2 separate regions of the Homo sapiens genome follow, and region 1 is linked to region 2. A link is a loop called in an ENCODE intact Hi-C map of the cell type or tissue named here. Cell type or tissue: endothelial cell of umbilical vein. All regions are shown on one strand. Each heading gives the region's core, and the rest is flanking DNA. Links, peaks and the distances in the headings are about the cores only. Region 1 overlaps NOS1AP (nitric oxide synthase 1 adaptor protein). Region 2 has its middle 5.2 kb from the start of DDR2.

Evidence for each region. A loop is a pair of places that touch in the nucleus more often than their neighbours do. Peaks named below come from ENCODE experiments on the same cell type or tissue, not always from the same donor. Only the 100,000 strongest peaks of a DNase experiment are listed, where the experiment ranks them.
Region 1: it touches region 2 in a loop (4-fold over the local background); 7 of 110 quality-filtered maps call a loop at or near these places.

The regions. Positions count from the first base shown.
Region 1 is chr1:162,346,951-162,352,332 of GRCh38, forward strand. All of the region lies in intron 6 of NOS1AP (nitric oxide synthase 1 adaptor protein), which reads left to right. Among named protein-coding and RNA genes, the nearest start is that of MIR556, 7.1 kb to the left of the region's middle. In endothelial cell of umbilical vein, for the core only: no CTCF peak of the experiment used is centred there; a DNase peak (open chromatin) is centred at 2,951; H3K27ac peaks cover 1,625 bases.
Region 2 is chr1:162,624,574-162,629,955 of GRCh38, forward strand. No RefSeq gene overlaps it. Among named protein-coding and RNA genes, the nearest start is that of DDR2, 5.2 kb to the right of the region's middle. In endothelial cell of umbilical vein, for the core only: a CTCF peak has its summit at 3,354 (motif pointing left); DNase peaks (open chromatin) are centred at 3,338 and 5,218; H3K27ac peaks cover 73 bases.

The DNA.
Region 1 (5,382 bases), core at 300-5,299, 280 kb before region 2:
AACCTTAACATTTTTCCATCTCTGTGATCTAGGGCTTAGAGATAAAACAGAGAGATAGATAGACTTTGGCGAATATTTTATATATCTCTGCTGGTCAATTTTTAGAGCGTAATGGTGACAGTTTCCTATAACTAATATGGAGGACACATCAGACCTCTAGCTGGTTGCTTGGCTCAAAGAACAGAAACCAATCTGCTCATTTCTGAATTGGAGGATTTGCCGTAAGAACTGCTAGCTGGAGAAGATTGAAGTCTTACATTGTTAACTCTTCTTTGGTCATGCCCATGCCCCGTTGGTGGCCTGATTGGCAGAGAGCCACATCCTAACTCTCAGAAGCTTTTAAACCCACAGTCACATTGGCAGCCAGTATACACATGTACAAAGAAAGTTTAACCAGAAAGTAAAGGATATTTTCTCTGGTGAAGACACCTATTCCTGGAGTGAAAGCGGTTGGACGCAGAGAGGATGCCCAGAGGTTGAATGTTTGAACACTGTTATTATCACAGAACAACCATCGGAGGAATTTAATCTAATCTCCAAGTACTTAATCAGAACCTGTCACTCAGCTGCTGGCCACAGAGGTCAGAGTTATATGGTCTGGCCAGGTGGAGAGAACCACCTGGATAGCATTTTATGTAAACAACACCAAGGGCTAGATCTTATTTCCCTTTTGCAGTGGGAGCTGCTCTCTCCTTGCACTTCTGGCCCCTGCAGTGGTCTGCTGGGTGGAGTGGGTTTGATGTGATTCACGATTCCCTGGGGACTCAGTGGGGATTCCATAAGGATCACTTCCTATACTTTTCTTTCAGTACTACTTCCCTCACTCCTCCCATGTTCCCTGAGCTCCTTCCTGCCCTGAACATATAGTAAGTATCATGGACTTTTCAGCCACAGTCAACGCCGTTCCCTCTGCCATGGGTCCCTGCCTTCACCTCCATGCAGACATCTTACTCATCCTTCAAGCCCAGCACTGTCTTCTGGGAAGCCTGACTTTCAGCTCCCACTCTCGTTCAGAAAATTTAAACCCTTTTTTTCTGGGTTCCTGTGTTTTCTTCACTCCTGGCTGATGCCGTTAACATTAACATTTAGTCCACTGTGTACCAGACATATAGCATAGCGTCCTCTGTCTTTAGTGGAGTGTGAGCTCTGGGAGGGTAGGGACTTCCTAGCACAGTAAAGACTTGTTGAATAAACTGACAAACAGAGCCAGTGAGTGTGGCAAGGAGTACATATGTTTTAGTCATTGTCAACAAGTGTTTGTTAAATGCTTACTGTATGCCAAAATGAACAGAGATTAAGTAGAGATTTCAACTTTTAAGCAGCCCCTTTTGATGAGGAATGATGACACTTGGTGTCAGGGGAGCAGGTAGAAATGAGGTGAGACTGGGAGGCTGAGCAGAGTATTGATGAGAAGGTGGTGACAGTGACCATGAGTACAAATAGAGGCCAGTGTGGTCACACTCCTTGATTGTAACAGATGGTCAGCTTGGAAATAACAGGCATACCAGCTATGTTTCTCTCTCATTTATATTACCTTTTTGGAGATAGTTTTCCCAAATCACATTACTATACGTGAGACCTCAGCTGCTTGGCTTCCGTATACCACTCTTCCTAAGAAAAATGGAATTGATATTCTATGTGAAGAAACGCCTGGGTCCATTCTAAAAAAGCCCATCAGGCCCAGGATAGTTTCTTCAAGGTTTAAGATGTCCAACAGAGCACTGAGTCTCTGCAAGGAGATCAAGCATGGGCTGGATATGTTAAATAATATAAAGGGAGGCAGCAAGGGCTCTCCCCTGCTCGTGTAGGTGAGGAGAGGACCTGTGGGGTGATGGAAATTGTGTTAGGGACATATAAAGAAAGAGAAAGACAGAGATGGCTCATGGGCCTATATGGCAGAATTCTCTCTTCCTCCAGGTAGGTCGGCCTTTGCTCTATTAAGACCTTCAACTTTGCCGGGCGCAGTGGCTCATGCCTGTAATCCCAGCACTTTGGGAGGCCAAGGCGGGCAGATCACCTGAGGTCGGGAGTTCAAGACCAGCCTGACCAACATGAAGAAACCCCATCTCTACTAAAAATACAAAAAATTAGCTGGGTGTGGTGGCGCATGCCTGTAATCCCAGCTACTGGGGAGGCTGAGGTAGGAGAATTGCTTGAACCCGGGAGGTGGAGGTTGTGGTGAGCCGAGATCGCACCATTACACTCCAGCCTGGGCAACAAGAGCGAAACTCCAACTCCAAAAAAGGGGAAAAAAAAAAAAAGACCTTCAACTGATTGGATGAGGTCTTCCCACCTTATGGGGGAGTAATCGGCTTGGCTCAGAGTCTACTGATTTAAATGTTAATCTCACTTAAAAAAATACCTTCACAGCAACATCTAGAATAATGTTTGACCAAATACCTTGGTATGGTAGTGGCCTAGCCCAGTTGACACATAAAATTAACAACCACAGAAATGAAGAGACAGAATGGCATGATGGAGAGAGAGTTGGAGCCATGGGCTAGAGGAGCCACTGAGGGTTTGGGTTCCAGCACTGGAACCACTGGGACTTGAATCCTGACTCTACCACCTTTCAGCTGGCTAATCCTTGGCAAATTTCATGCTCTCTCTGGAGCTTCGTTTTCTCATCTCTCTGGTATTGTGAGAGAATGTATGTAAAGCAGCATAATGCCTAGCATATAATATGCTCTCCGTAAGTACCCACTGTTTATCGAGTTTTCTAATGTTATAAGTACCCACTGTTTATTAAGTTTTCCAATGCAGACTCCAGAATACATGACCTCATCTGTACAGTGAGGGAGCTAGACAAGGCCTCTCCAGTACTGATTTTATGACGGGTCCAAGTGAAATGATTAACTGGACGCCCTCTGGTTATTGTGTAGTGCCGAGGCCATGAAGCTAAACCATACTTTGAGTCTGAGCATTTGGAATTAGCATTTGGTTCTGGGATTGGAAATGTTTTCTTATCAAGGAAGGCTGTTTACTGCCTAGCCCATTAGTCACTTCCTTTTTACAGCCCCACACACGTTTTCACTGTCTATAAACTGCTAGGAATGTGTTTCTTCTTACTGTAAATGCTTCTCCCAGAGCATTTTTGACTCTACTAAGATTGTTGCCTAATGGCACACCTTGAGCGCCCAGAGTTGAACTGTTGGCTGTTGTTTTTTTTACGAGAATCTCACCTTCATGTTTGGGAGCTTTTCATTTAGTGCAATGTTTATCTTTCCAGTGGAGCTGCCCCACCTGACACGTCAGCAGGCCCTCCGTTGTGCAGAAAAAACATGTTTACTCTGAGGAGCTGGAAAGTGCTGTCTTGTCATGTCTTTTCATCGTTTTCAGCAGTGCTTTCAATGATGTTGCTCACTTTCATTGTGTGCCTCTTCCCTCTCTCCCTCTTTGTGCCTGTCTTTCTTTCTTCCCTGTTCTTACTACTGTTCCCTCCCTGGGGGAGTTTTGTCTTTTGTATCATTTGGCAGCAGCTGCCCTTGGCCATCCCTGGGACTCCAAGCCAGGTGGAGCCACTGCCCCTGTGGCACTTGCCCTGTTGTGCCCTATACTGCTTCTCTGACTCCTTCTGGAGAGGGTTTCCTGGGTGAGACCCTGTTCCCCTGGAGGTGACCCTCCTCCCCCAGCTGCAGACAGTCCAACATGGGAAAGGGCTTGGAGCCTTTTGGCAAAATAGACCTTTTTTGAAAATAAAACTTTTTTTATTTAATGTGAGAAAAGCACCTAACATCTACTCTCTTAGCAAAGATTGTGAATATGATATTATTAACTAGAATCCTCGTGTCGTACATTAGAGTTCTGGCCTTATTCATCCTACATACCTGCAACTTTGTATCCTTTGACCTACATCTCTCCCTTCCCCGCAATTCCTGGTAACTACCTCTTAGTTATGATGATAAATCAGTTAATACAGGTTGAGCATCCTTAATCTGAAAATCCAAAATCTGAAATGCTCCAAGATCGGTAACTTTTTGAGCACCGACATGACACCGCAAGTGGAAAATTCCACTCTTGATACCTTTGCTTTCTGATGGTTTCATGTACACAAATGTTGTTTCATGCACAAAATTATGTAAAATTACCTTTGGCTATATAAGGTACACATGAAACATAAATGGATTTCATGTTTACACATGGGTCCCATCTCTAAGATATCTCATATATATGCAAATAGGCAACTCTAACATCTGAAACACCTGTAGTCCTAAGCATTTCAGATAGAGATACTCAGCCCATACACATAAAACTAGTGCAGTGCCTGAAGCATACTAAGTGCTGTTTAAGTTTAAGCTGTTATTGTTGCAGTTTCAAGGCAAAAAGTGGCCATTTCAAGCACTTTGAGACTGAGCTTGTAACTCCTTGCTCATTTGACTGTACCAATCTGGCTAAACCCCAATTCTACATTAACTCAGGAGTATTTTTTCATTTTTGCCCTATGACACTGAACAGCACTGGAGAAAACTGCCACCCACAGACCGATTACACATTTGTGATCCCCAAGCTCAGCCAGGGCTACTTCACCATTCAGCAGCCCTGCTTGTCCCCCCCTTCTGTCTCAGTGGACAGTGACCTTCTCCTGTCACCTGCCTCTGCATTCCACCTCCATCTCGCCTCCTCTGGAACTTTGAGCAACTGGTTATCTCATGCTCCTGAATCTTCACCCAAATTATCTGCTATTGCTGACTTGCCCTTCCTCGCCCAACTGCAGATAGATAAGGTCGGGTCTTTCTTATCTTAAAAGCTGAGCAAAATTAAGCCTTCCTTGTCCCTATGTCTCCCCCCGACCTACGACCTTACCTCTCTCCTTTCCTTGGTAGCCAGGCTTCTTGCACAGCTTGTCTGTACTCACTGTCTATTTTCTTATTTTCTCCCAGTCTTTCTGTCCACTCTTGATATCTTTTCAACCTCCAGTAATCTGGTGTCTGCTGCCCTGCCAGCCCTTCCTGAAGTTACCAGGCAGGGGTTCCTAAGGGCCACCTTTCTCTGTAGTGCTCAGCCCCGGGAATGAAGTGCACCTTTGCAGCTTCTGGGGCACCCCACACTCCTTCCCTCTTGACTCTGCTAGCTGCTTTTCAGCATGCTTTGTAGGCTCTGCTTCTTCGTCCTCTTTTTTTTTTTCTCAAGACAGAATCTCACTCTATTGCCCAGGCTGGAGTGCAGTGGCATGATCTCAGCTGACTGCAACCTCCGCCTCCTGGGTTCACGCAATTCTCCTGTTTCAGCCTCCCAAGCAGCTGGGATTACAGGCATGTACCACCATGCCCAGCTAATTTTTGTATTTTAGTAGAGATGGGGTTTCACCATGTTGGCCAGGCTTGTCCCAAACTCCTGAGCTCAGGTGACCCACCCACCCCGGCCTCCCAAAGTGCTGGAATT
Region 2 (5,382 bases), core at 311-5,310:
TTCCGCTCAGTCAGCTCTCCAACACCTGTGTGATCAATCAATTCCTTATTAAATCCATGCTCTTGAAATACCTAATATGGTGTCTACTTTCCTGACCGGATCTTGACTCTGTCTACTTGTTGACCAAGTACTTGCCTGGATTTCTGAGTAATACCTCCCTGTGGATTCCGTGCTCTGGGCTCTACTCCTACATCAAAGAGTTACTGGGAATGCCAACATGCGTCTCTGAGTGGTTTCCTTGTCTGTCATAATTGGAATAACAATACCCATCTTCTATTCTGGTAGCAGTGTTAGTTAATTTACTAGAAAAGGCACCTGTACAGAGACCTGAAAAGGGCATGACTTCAAATCACAGAAGCCTGTTTGATGCAGTTTAAGCAGCAAATGGGAACACAGTATATGGACACTAGTGTCATATGGAATCCAAGAGCAGGAAGAGCATCTCGACCTTGGGAAGAGCTTGCAACTGAGAACTCGAAAACTGCCAGGAGTCTAACTTGCCTTTGCTTTTTTCTGCACATTGACTTCATTCTTTTTTCCCTGCTGGCCAGGTCTATAGGGGAGGGAGCAGTACCAAGGTCACTGTAGACTGAGAAGACCTACAAACACCTACTCTCCTGGGCCTCAGTAATGCCAATGAAACTTGGAATTGGGGTCCAGATGAGATGTAGGTCTTTAATCCCAAATGGACTAGCTGCTACTGAACAGATCCCCCTATCTCAGGCTTAGATTGATTCTAAGGAGGTGGGGAGGGATGAGACTGAGTCTGCAGATGAGGATCCAGGGGTCTCGGTTGCAGGAAGTGAGAGAGATGCAGACTCAGGACCCATCTCTCCATTCACTTCTGCCAGTTCTCTCAAGTGTATTCCAGATTTCTCGTGAAAAAGAAAAAAATTCTACCTCCAATCTTCATTCTGTTGAAGAAACTGGGGCTCCCCATGGGCTAAGCAAAGAATGAAAGATTTCAGGGCTTGATCTGTGTTCTCAGAGATTACTGACATCCCATAGGGTGATCTTGTCTAGATTCCATCCCCCTCAAACCACTCCCCTGACCCCTGATTGGTTTTGGGGTGCTTTGCCTATTTATTTTTTCTATTTGTTTTATTCACCTCAAATCTCTTAAATGTTTAAAATGAAAACAGTTTATGCACCTGTGTTCTTCTCTGGGACATGGAGGACCTTAAAGAACACAGATTCCATCCATAAGATAAACATCTGAGCCTTCCCAGAAACAGACAAGGATTACAGAGAATCAGAATCTGGTCTTTATCTCGAAAGGCAATTTGAGTGCTGCTGGACATTGCAAACTGGAATTGTACATGGAAAAATAACATTGGTGCTATAAATTCCTTTCTGCTTTGAAATATGTTGTGTGTTAGAAACAGAGAGGTAATGTTTATGGTGTAACTCAGAATACTGGGATAGAGTTATGCATTAAGAGTGGGACGATAGGACATTATGCAAACAGAGTCCCTAAAGAGAGATGTTTTAGTGGGTAAAATAATTTTTAAGAATTATTTAGATACTCCCTACCAATAAGTACTCACAGATATTAACCTCCCAGACTTCCACTGTCCTCCAGAGATCGATGGGAAAAGAGGAATGAATCACTAAAAATAAAGCTCAATAACTAAAAGAGCTTTATCCTCCAAACTTCTTGGATCAGTACAGTCAGTGGGGACTATGTTGATTCTCTCATGGATGCTGGAGAGACTCCAGCCTGGAAGCAAGGCAGCTGAGAGTCTTTAAGTTTCATAAGAAGGGTTACTATTAAGTATAAGATGATTCCTGAAAACTGGGCCTGAGCATGGAAAAGTAACACTGCTTCTCCAAGTTCACTCTGCTTGGACACAGGGGTGCAAGAGGTGCTGGGAGATGGTTCAGCTAGCCGAGGGTTGTTTCCACAGAGTACAGACAAGGATAGGGTTCAAATGGCAGTGGGGAGATTCAGGATACATAAAGCAGAACTTTTGACACTGAGTGTTGATAAACACTGAGGACTGTCGAGAGATCCTGTTTTCTGGAGATGCTTAAAAGAAGGTTGCTATCTTATCTGACAGGGATGGTTTAGGGTGCCGGACTGTAGCCTGGAGAAGGGTTTATATCCTTGATCATTATATAAAATAAGTCATTTAAAAAACTTTTTGTAGCCTCACTCTCTTCAAGGAAGCTAAAGCTGAGTTACAATTCTGAGATTTCTGTGTCTATTTCTTCACCTCTCATCTTAGAATTTCTGCCGAGGCAAGTAATTGCTATTCTTTCTCTACAATGAAAAAGAAAATGAAAGAACAGCAAAGCAGGCAGGGAGACCAGATAACCTCGTGCTCCAGAATTGAGTGTAAATTAAGAGTCTAGAGGCTCTGAGGTTTGTTATTGATGCCAAATGGGCAGGAGGAGCACTGAGAATCACAAGAACTGGATTCAAACTCAGATTCTGTTACTTAACAGCAAAAAACCTCAACTAAGTTACCAAGTCCCTGAGCTTCATTTTCCTTCCCTTGAAGTGAGGATATTAATATCTGCACTGAGTACATATTGGGGCTGTCTGAGGATCAGATGAAGTCATGTCTGTGAAAGCACTCCTTGAACTGTGAAATATTGTATGTGGCATTGTTAGAAACAGACAAATAAGAATCTTATTTTGGCCATTAACCTTAACTTTCTCTTAACTTTTCCGTTCATCCGTGGGAGAGTCACCAGATGGACTGATTTGAATTTTCCTTTTTTGATTTCTCATCTCTCTCTCTGGTGGACGTGCTAAGGGGTAGGAACATAATCATTGATGGGCTTCAGGAGGGCAAAGGATGGGGAAAAAAAGGACATCGATGATTTTCCATATGGATAACAAGACTTCAAACTCTGAAAAACTAAGAATTAACTATTTCCTAACTGCTCTGAAATTTTTCCTGTACACTACAGAAACACACAGCATATTATTGTCACACAGACACACATTTTGTTGTCACACATACACACACGTGTTCTAGCTCTGGCAGGTATGATCTTGGGCAAATTAACTTCTCTGTGCATTGGTTTTCTCATATGGCCATTGGGAAAATAATAGTACCCATCCCATAAAATTCTTGTGAGTGTTAAATGAAATAATAAATGTGGAATTCTTATAACAGTGTCTGGTATACAGTGTCAGAAGTTTTATATGTCAAAAGTTCTGCTTTATATATCCTGAATCTCCCCTCCTGCTAATTGTACTCAATAAATTATTATTTCTGGATCTTATTTGATCTTCACAACCCTGTGAATTTTCAGTTCATATTGTCCCCCATTTTACAATTAGAAACGTGAATGACTTGTTCAAGGTGACTCTGCCCCCTAGGGGTTTGTAATTGGATCACTTTCCATGAAAGTGTCCAACAGGAGAACAGCACCTAGTAGTGTGCAGGGTTAGGACCCAGAAGATAAAGTGAACACTCTCTTAGAGTTAAAATTATCTTTGAAAGACCTTTAAATCACTTACAGTATACATACTTCTGTGGATATGACTTCATAGGATAATTCTTAAGGACACTAAAATTCGAGAATCGTGGGGTAAATTCAGGAAGACACTAAAAGCAAGTCTATATGCAGCTGTCTGAACATTCAGACTATTTTGCTTTTTAGAAAACTAAGGTGTTTCTATTGTCTACAAGAGTTCCTCCACACTGATTTTTAAAGACTATTAAGCCTTTATGCCTTAATATATGTCAATGGATTTGTCTATTATGGATAGAACAACCAGGAACAGGGAGTCTTAAGAATTAGGTTCTAAAATTGGAGGCCGGGCGCGGTGGCTCATGCTTGTAATCCTAGCACTGTGGGAGGCTGAGGCGGGTGGATCACTTGAGGTCAGCGGTTTGAGAGCAGCCTGGCCAGCATGGTGAAACACCGTCTCTACTAAAAATACAAAAATTTGCTGGGCGTGGTGGTGTGCACCTGTAATCCCAGCTACTCAGGAGGCTGAGGCAGGAGAATCTCTTGAACCTGGGAGGCAGAGGTTGCTGTGAGCCAAGAACGTGCCATTGCACTCCAGCCTGGGCGACAAGAGCGAAACTGTCTCAAAAATAAATAAATAAATAAATAAAAATAAAAGAAAAAAGAAAAAGAATTAGGTTCTAAAATTGGTGCTTAAGTTAAATGTGTGCAGAATATAACTCCAAAGTACACAATATTCTCTGCTTTTGTGTTAGTAAGGCATAATTTCTTTAAAATCCAGGGATTGCCATGCTTGTCTAATTATTGGTGTAACAGACAATTTTGGGGTGTCTTCTAATGTATGACATCCCTTTTCTGAGAATTGATTCATGTATGCGTATGAGCTCTTGGAGCCATATTCATATTATATGATCCATTGCCCTCTACAGTTTAGAGATAGAGGATGCACATAAGAAACACATTTGACCAGTAAAATTCTCCATCCCAGCATTCTAGAACTGGACTCCCATAATATCTGTCATTCTCTCATGATCGTTTGAAGCAAGGAGAGATAAATTTGAGAACTAAGGCACTGTTACAGGCGCCTGCTATAACCAGCTATAATATTATGCGAAAATAAGCAGAAAAGGCTGGTTTACTGAAAGAGAATGGGCTAAAGCAAAATGAGCAGCGGTAAGCAGAGGAGAGAGACAAGAAATGAATGAGAGAGAGAAGAAATAAGAGAATGAGAGGAGAAGAAAAGAGGAGAGGAAAGAAGAGAAGAGAGGAGGAAAGGAGAAGAGAAGACAGGACAGGACAGGAGAGAAGAAAAACCTGTTGACTAAGTTACTGGTGGTGGCTAATTTGTGGCTTAAATTCCTTGTGAAGTTAAATGTACCACATGGGTTTGGTTTGTGTGAATATCCATGTATCCTTTTAAGGTATGTGTGTGTTTCTCAAACTAAGTTAAGTTAATTCATTTTACTTTCATCCTTCATTTTATGTCCTGAGGCATCACAAAAGCATCCAGCTCATAGCTATTTAGAGACAGAAATATTATAGTTATTTCAATGCTCAACTTTTGTATTTACTTGAACCTTGGTTTGTAGACTAGAAAAGGTCTTGAAAAGTCATCTTGCACATCTTACTTCTAATTAACACTGCATCTTGACCATTCCGGATAGATCTGTCCTATTTTTGTAAAATCCCAGTAATGGAATTCTATATTGTTTTTCAGTCATTTGTTTTCAGTGTAAAACAGTCCTCATAACAAAAATACATTACTTCCTATGGAACAGAAATAATTCTGAATGCAGTGACTCACATTTCCCAAGCCAGACCAACCAGGGGGTAAAATCTGTTCACAGAAGAGTAATAAAATGGTATTTCTCCACATCTGTTCCTGCAATATTAGGAATTCCAGTCTTACTCAAAACTCTACCAAATAGCTCTGAGAGTTCCCAGGACATTTCT